2 separate regions of the Homo sapiens genome follow, and region 2 is linked to region 1. Evidence: chromatin contacts called from ENCODE Hi-C data. All regions are on one chromosome and are shown on one strand. The core of a region is the stretch at or near the end of the contact, and the rest is flanking DNA. Distances in the headings are between cores, read along the strand shown. Region 1 has its middle 86 kb from the start of MIR3679. Region 2 holds the start of MGAT5 (alpha-1,6-mannosylglycoprotein 6-beta-N-acetylglucosaminyltransferase).

What was found. A loop is a pair of places that touch in the nucleus more often than their neighbours do. Pooled maps may share reads with other maps.
Region 2: a loop to region 1 is called in a map with no recorded cell type, with 11 times the contacts of the local background. The contact joins the promoter of MGAT5 here to the enhancer-like site in region 1. A Hi-C loop is called at or near these places in 5 of 37 single-sample maps with no recorded cell type and 3 of 50 pooled maps.

Annotation. Positions count from the first base shown.
Region 1 is chr2:134,039,342-134,043,431 of GRCh38, forward strand. No RefSeq gene overlaps it. Among named protein-coding and RNA genes, the nearest start is that of MIR3679, 86 kb to the right of the region's middle. Within about 2 kb of position 1,475, at least 3 of the 41 ENCODE cell types and tissues checked have a DNase peak (open chromatin) inside an H3K27ac peak, as active enhancers do.
Region 2 is chr2:134,251,335-134,255,695 of GRCh38, forward strand. MGAT5 (alpha-1,6-mannosylglycoprotein 6-beta-N-acetylglucosaminyltransferase) reads left to right here and starts at 2,738. Exons shown (of 16, transcript NM_002410.5): 1 at 2,738-3,310. The coding sequence starts at 3,070.

The DNA of each region.
Region 1 (4,090 bases), core at 225-2,724:
GGATGCAGGCATGGGCAAATACAGGATGCAGGCACTGGTAAATATTACCTTTCCAAAAGAGAGAAATCCACCTAAACAAAGGGTCTACAGGCCCCATGCAAATCTGAAACCCAGCAAGGCAGTCATTAAATCTTAAGGCTCCAAAATAATCTCCTTTGACTCCATGTCTCACATCCAAGCCACACTGATGCAAGGGATGGGCTCCCAAGGACTTGGGCACTTCTGTGCCTGTGGCTCTGCAAGGTACAGCCCCCACAGCTTCTTTCACAGGCTGGTGTTGAGTGCCTGAGGCTTTTCCAGGTGCATGGTGCAAGCTGTCAGTTGATCCACTCTTCTGGAGTCTGGAGGATGGTGGCCCTCTTCTCACAGCTCTTTTAGGCAGTGTCCCAGTGAGTACTCGGTGTGGGGGCTCCAACCCTACATTTCCCCTCTGCACTGCACTAGTAGAGGTTCTCCATGAAGGCTCTACCCCTGCAGAAGACTTCTGCCTGGATATTTGGGTGTTTCCACACATTCCTTGAAATCTAGGTGGAGTCTCCAAAACCTCAACTCTTGCCTTCTGTGCACCTGCAGGCCCAATACCATGTGGAAGTCACTGAGGATTGGGACTTACACCCTCTGAAGTAGCAGCCCAAGCTGTACCTTTGCCCCTTTTAGCCACAGCTGGAGCTGGAGCAGCTGGGACACAGGGTGCTATGTCCTGAGGCTGCACAGAGCAGTGGGGCCTTCAGCCTGGCCCACAAAACCATTTTTCCTCCCTGGGCCTCCAAGCCTGTGATGGGAGGAGCTGCTGTGAAGGTCTCTGAAATGCCCTGGAGGCATTTTCACCACTATCTTGGCTATTAACATTTGATTCTCCTTTACTTATGCAAATTTTTGCAGACTTGAATTCCTCCCCAGAAAATAGGTTTTTCTTTTCTGCCACATGGTCAGCTGCAAATTTTCCAAACTTTTACTCTCTGCTTCCCTTGTAAATATAAGTTCTAGTTTCAGTTCATTTCTTTGCTTATGCAAATGAGAATAGGCTTTTAGAAGCAGCGAGACCACATCCTGAATGCTTTGCTGCTTAGAAATTTCTTCTGCCAGATACCCTAACTCACCTCTCTCAAGTTCAAAGTTCCACAGATCTCTAGAGCAGAGTCACAATACTCCCAGTCTCTTTGCTAAAGCATAGCAAGAGTGAACTTTACTCCAGTTCCCAATAAGTTCCTCATCTCCATCTGAGACAACCTCAGCCTGAACTTCATTGTCCATATCACTGTCAGCATTTTGGTCACAACCATTCAAAATGTCTAGGAAGTTCCAAACCTTCCCTCATCTTCCTGACTTCTTCTGAGCCCTCTAAAATGTTCCAACCTCTGCCCATAACCCAGTTCCAAAGTCATTTCCACATTTTCAAGTATCTTTATAGCAATGGACCACTTCTCTGGTACCAATTTCTGTATTAGTCTGTTCTCACATTGCTATAAATAACTACCTGAGACTGAGTAGTTTATGAAGAAAAGAGGTTAACTAACTCACAGTTCCACAGGCTGAACAGGACGCATGGCTGGGAGGCCTCAGGAAACTTACAATCATGGCAGAAGGGGAAGGGGAAGCAAACACGTCTTACCATGGTGAAGCAGGAGAGACAGTGAGGGAAGGGGGAAGTGCTACACACTTTCAAACAACTAGATCTCATGAGAACTCACTCACTATCATGAGAATAGCAAGGCGGAAATCTGCAGCTTGATCCAATCACCTCCCACCAGGTCCCTCCCTCAACATTGGGGATCGAAATTCAACATGAGATTTGGGTGGGGACACAGAGCCAAACCATATCAGCTACATATAGATTAAAACAAATGGATGGAGAAAGATACACCAAGCTAACATCAATCAAAAGCAAGCAGAAAAGCATTAGTAGCTATATTAATTTCAGACAAAGTAGTCTTCAAAGCAAGGAAAGTTATCAGAGATAAAGAGAGGCACTACATAGGATAAAGGGGTCAGTTCTCCAAGTGGACATAACAATCCTTAATATGTATGTACCTAACAACGAAGCATAAAAATACACCAACCAAAAATGGATCCACTACAAGGAGAAATAAATGAATCCATTATTATAGGTGGAGATTTCAACACCCCTCTATCAGAAATGGATCAATCCAGCAGGCAGAAAATTAGGAAAAACATAATTGAACTCAACAACATTATCACTCAACAACATTGTCACTCAGCTGAATATAATCAACATCTACAGACATTTCATCCAACAACAGTAAAATACACATTTTTCTCAAGTTCATATGAAACATCCACCAAAATAGACAACATCCTGGACTGTAAAACGTACTTCAACAGTTTTAAAAGAATAGAAATCATGCAATGTCTGCTCTCAGACACAATGGAATTAAACTAAAAATTAACAACACAAAGAACAATCACAAACTAGATGGAGATAAACAAGACACTTCTAAATAACACATGGGTCAAGAAGTAAATCTCAAGAGAAATTTTAAAATGTTTATAACAAATTCAAAATTAATATGCAACAAAATGTGTGGGATGCAATAAAAGCAGTGTTTACAGAGAAATTTGTAGCATTGAATACAGATATTACAACAGAAAAAATATAAAATCAATAATATCATCTTTTACTAGGAAACTAGAAAAAGAAGAACATATTAAATCAAAAGTAGTCAGAAGAAAAGCAATGACAGAAATTAGAGCAAAAATAAAGGAAGTGAAAAACAGAAAATCAGCAGAGAAAATCTATGAAGCAAAAATTTGGTTCTTTCAAAAGACAGATAAAATTAGTAAGTCTCTAGCCAGGCTAACTAAGAAAAAAGAAAGGACACAAATTATTAATATCAGAAATGAAATAAGAGACATTGGTACAGATTCCATGGACATTAAAAGATAATGAACAACACTATGAATAACTGTATGCCCACAAATTTGGTAACCAGATGAAACAGACTAATTCCTTGAAAGATGCAATCTGCCAAGACTCACAGAAGCAGAAACAGAATAGGCCCATATCTATTAAAGAAATTCAATCAATAATTAATAATCTTCCAATACAGAAAGCATGAGACCAGAGAGGTTCACTGGTGAATTCTATCAAATGCTTAAGGAAGAAATTATAGCAATTCTCTTCAATCTTTTTCAGCAGATAGAAGTAGAGGGAATCCTTGCTAACTCATTCTATGAGGCCAGCATCCCCCTAATACCAAAACCAGACAAAAACATTACAAAAAAAGAAAATCACAGGTATTTCTCATCAACATAGATGCAAAATCCTCAACAAAATATTACTAGACCAAATCCAACAATATATAAAAAAATTATACATCATGACAGTAGAATTTATCCTGGGTTTGCAAAGCAGTTTTAACATTTGAAAATCAATTGATATAATATATCACATCAACAAGGTAAAGAAGGATAAAAACAAGGAACAGCTCCAGTCTACAGATCACAGCATGAGCAATGCAGAAGATGGGTGATTTCTGCGTTTCCAACTGAGATACCGGGTTTATCTCACTGGGGAGAGCCAGACAGAGGGTACAGGACAGTGGGTGCAGTGCACCGTGCATAAGCCAAAGCAGGGCAAGGCATCACCTCACCTGGGAAGCACAAGGGGTCAGGGAATTCCCTTTCCTAGTCAAAGAAAGGGGTGACAGATGGCACCTGGAAAATCGGGTCACTCCCACCCTAATACTGCGCTTTTCCAACGGGCTTAACAAATGGCACACCAGGAGATTATATCCCACACATGGCTTGGAGGGTCCTATGCCCAAGGAGACTCACTCATTGCAAGCACAGCAGTCTGAGATCAAACTGCAAGGCGGCAGCGAGCCTGGGGGAGGGGCACTCGCCATTGCCCAGGCTTGAGTAGGTAAACAAAGCAGCCAGGAAGCTCAAAATGGGTGGAGCCCACCGCAGCTCAAGGAGGCCTGCCTGCCTCTGTAGGCTGCACCTCTGGGGGCAGGGCATAGCCAAACCAAAGGCAGCAATAACCTCTGCAGACTTAAATGTCCCTGTCTGACAGCTTTGAAGAGAGTAGTTGTTCTCCCAGCATGCGGCGTGAGATCTGAGAATGGGC
Region 2 (4,361 bases), core at 1,488-3,987, 210 kb after region 1:
GCTCAATATAGACTTGGCGCGGAGCGGAGTGGAGGAAGGAAAGAGGGCAGGTGCTAGTTGGCTGGCCTGCAGTTAGAAGGGCTGAATAAAGTGCTGTAGTGCCCTAGGCGACATATTCATTTAGCAGATACTTTATTGTGCCACTGTGGTCAGTGCCTTTCTCTGAGAAGGTGTGTGTGTGGGGAGGGGCTCCCTAAAGGATGTCATAGAGTCCCACATAGAAACTTTGAACAATCCAAGGTAGACAGGTGTTTTTAACTCATAATACTCCTTTATTCCCTGTTTTAAAAATTTTTTTAAATTTGATACAATAATTATACATAATAATGGAGTACCATGTGAGATTCAATCCACATATACATTGTGAAATGATCAAATTAGGATAGTTAGCATGCACATCACCCCCAAATAATTATTACTTTTGTGGTGAGAACACTTAAAATTGTCTCTTTTAGAAATATACGTTATTATTAACCATAGTCACCTTGCTGTGCAATAGAACACCAGAACTTATTCCTCCTAAATGTAACTTTTTACCCATTGACCACTCCCTCCTCATCCCCCTCTCTCCTCCCCACCCCTGGTAACCACTGTTCTGTTATCTCCTATGATAGCAACTTTTTAGCTTCTGCATGTGAGATTGTACGGTAGTTGCCTTTCTGTGCCTGGATTATTTCATTTAGCATAATGTCCTTCGGGTATATCCCTGTTGCTGCAAAAGACAGGATTTCTCTCTCTTTTTCTGGTTGAATAGTATTCCATTGTCAGAGAAGTGTTGTAAGACTAGGAAAGGAACACTGCAGGCTGGAGCCCTGGGGAAAGTGGTCTGAGGCAGGTGGTGGGACTAGAGCTGGGGTCTGGCAAACAGGCTGGGTTTGATTGTCAGCATAATAGAGAGCACTCATGTGCCAGCTGGGTGGGAGGAGCAGCCGAGTGAAGAAGGGGAAGCCTCTCAGGAAGCATGTGCAGGGTTTATGGTAATGAGCAGACCAGCAGGTACGTAGTGGGAGAGGGGTGTGATGGGGCAGAGGAACTTACGTTATGATAGTACAAGACAGAGGTTGAGCCTCATTTTAATAGGCATTGTGGTGGGTGTTGAATAGTGATGGAATGTATGGGTCTGGAATCAGGCTGCCTGGTCAAGGGCTCTGAAACATGAGTGTGCATCAGAATCACCTCGAGGCTTGTTAAAGGATAGGCTGTGGACCACATCTCCTCAGTTGCTGATTCAGTGGGTGTGGGTGGGGCCTGAGAATTCACATTTCTCACTGGTGATGCTGCTGTTACTGAGTTTGGGACCACATTTGGAGAACCACTGGTCTAGAATTGAGAGGTTGGCAAACCTTCTCTGTTAAGAGGTAGATAGTAAATATTTTAGGCCTTCTGGGCTACAAAGAGTATCTGTTACATATTTTTTATTGCTTTTCATGACCCATTAAGCATATATATATCATTCTCTGCCATATACAAACAGGCTGTTGGGGGAGTGAGGATGATGTAGGGAAGGTGGGGCATGGTTTAATAACCCCTGGGCCATGCCTAGATGATCAGTCCTCTGCCACATAGCTGGCTGACCTTTGCCAAGTTAATCACCTTTTACCTTTATTTTCTCATGTTTCTAATAAAACAGAGACGATAATATTCATACTTCTTACCATATAGAACTTCTGAGGATTCAGTGAGCAAAGCCACAAAAGATGGTATGTCACAATATCTGGGATATAGCTAGAATTTATAATTTATTTTTACTCTGTTGATAGGCAATGGGAAAACAGTAAGAGGCAGACCAACAGTGATCCAGGGCTCTGAAAGCTAATTGCTTCAAGATCCTGCTACCATTTTCTTTTGGGCCGCTTGCAAAGAAGAATCCTTTGACTGAAGCATGTATGTACACTCTGAAGTACAGCCTGGGTTAGTCTCTTATAAGGGATCGGATCATTGCTCAGCCTCTCCCTTGAGTGGCACTTAGAAAATGGCGCTATTCGTAAGCTGACTGGTATTGGGCCCAGGACTCTGGCTGAAGGGGTGGGCATGCTGGTAACCATTTGCAACCTATGCTCAGGTCCTACTTGTTGGGAAGCCCTGATTGAGAAGAGTGGCCTGGTCTGTGCTGGCATTAGATAGGATCTGGCTGCATTAATATTGAAACTACTCTGCCTTTTAATGTCTCATTTTGCCTCATGGTGGGAGTGAAAGTGAGAACCACAGAAAATCTGCCTGCCAGGTGTTCCACATTTCTTGTGCTACAGCATGCAAGTGAGCAGTGAGGTGTACCTTTTCCTCATGTAGCTGGGAAAGCAATACCCCTGCTTGTACCTCTGGCATATCTTCTCTGTGCTGGTGCACCTAGAGAGGTTGCCTGGTGGCCCTGAGAGAGCCATCTCATCACTAAACACTGATGGTGAAAGCTGGCCATGCTCAAATAAGATGTAGCAATCTACCTCTTCTTTGTCTAGTTACCCCCAAGGGGGCATCCACTTTCTTGCTCACCTCACCAGTTGCATGTTCTAGTCCTTGCCAGAAGCACATAATAATGACTTTGTAAGCTTAAGTTACAGGCACACAAAAGGGCCTGATGGTGATATGACTCCACCCTCCCCGTTTTTGCTGACATTCCGCCAAATATCCTTCTGTCTCCTCCCCACCTTGCAAAACAAACTTCCTGTTTTGAATTTGGTCCAGGCTGGAACAGCCCCACTACACCTGTTAACACACGCAGACGCACACTTCCCCCTTCATAATTGCTTAGCTTCTTGTTGCCTAGCCAGATTTCCCCTCAGCTTACAGTTCCTGAATCATAAGATATTGAACCAGCAAATTTAAGAGTTGACATTTTACTTAGAGGTATTCAAGTGAAAACATGGCTTCTGGTTTATTTTGCTGTATTGTGCCATGACCACTTGGCTAATTCTTCTCCTCCTTCACAGCAGAATGGAAGTGAGGAAAGGCAACCAGCTGACACAGGAGCCAGAGTGAGACCAGCAGACTCTCACACTCAACCTACACCATGAATTTGTGTCTATCTTCTACGCGTTAAGAGCCAAGGACAGGTGAAGTTGCCAGAGAGCAATGGCTCTCTTCACTCCGTGGAAGTTGTCCTCTCAGAAGCTGGGCTTTTTCCTGGTGACTTTTGGCTTCATTTGGGGTATGATGCTTCTGCACTTTACCATCCAGCAGCGAACTCAGCCTGAAAGCAGCTCCATGCTGCGCGAGCAGATCCTGGACCTCAGCAAAAGGTACATCAAGGCACTGGCAGAAGAAAACAGGAATGTGGTGGATGGGCCATACGCTGGAGTCATGACAGCTTATGGTAAGCACTGTTTCTGGGACCTCTCCATTAAAGTGTGCCTTGGCCTTGAAATGGCCCTAGAAGCTCCCAGATATGGTCTTGTCATGGACTGAATGTCCTTTGCCACTGCCTTCATAAGCAGTGAATTGCACACAGAGAGGCATCTTTAGGAAATTAAAGCAATGCCATTTTGGGGGTTCTGAGCTGGTGTATGCAGACACACTTTCCCCTGGAGTCAGTGGGTTAGTATAGTTAGGGCTCTATTGGTTGTGTTTGCAGCTAGCTCCTTCTCCCTGAACACATTTCAGGAACCATGTGATCTCATGTGGGAGTGAGTTCAGGGAATGCTGAAAAATATTCTCATCTTTCCCTAAACAAAACTTAATTAAGGCTGGTGGGGGTGAGGTGAAGAGGATGGGGAGGAATGTTCTATGGAAGCCAGTAAACTTAGAGCCAATTGTGTTCCTCCCTCCAGCCAATAAATATGACACTGGCACTTGCATGCTGGTGAGTTTTAACCTTTGGCTTCTTGAGGTTATGTTGCTCTTCTTCTTGCCCTTGTCTCTAACTGCCCTCACTTTGAAAGGAATCTTTGTGTACTTGTTGCTTTTTCTTTAAAGAATTTTTTTCAGAATTCTTTTTGAAATCAGAAAGAGTAAAAAAATACACATATGGGATGTAACTTATTTTTCTTTTATGTTTAATATAGAAAAAGTTGGAAGCTGTAGACAAGCAAAAAAAGAAAAAAATTACACATAAGTCTACTACTCCAGGCAATAACCACAATTAACATTTCAGTGTGTATTTTTCTGATACTTTGCATACACACACAAATATATATATACATATATATACATATATACATATATATACACATATATACACATATATATATACACACACATATATATATACATACACATACACACACAAATACTTGGAAAAAAATTGCAAATGGAATTTAGATCATGCTGTGTTTTGCAGAGCAGACTTGGTCTGTAGAAGATGACCTGTTGTTGAGTGACAAGAGTCTGATCATTGAATTGAGGTTTCAGTGGTCTCACTGAAGTGG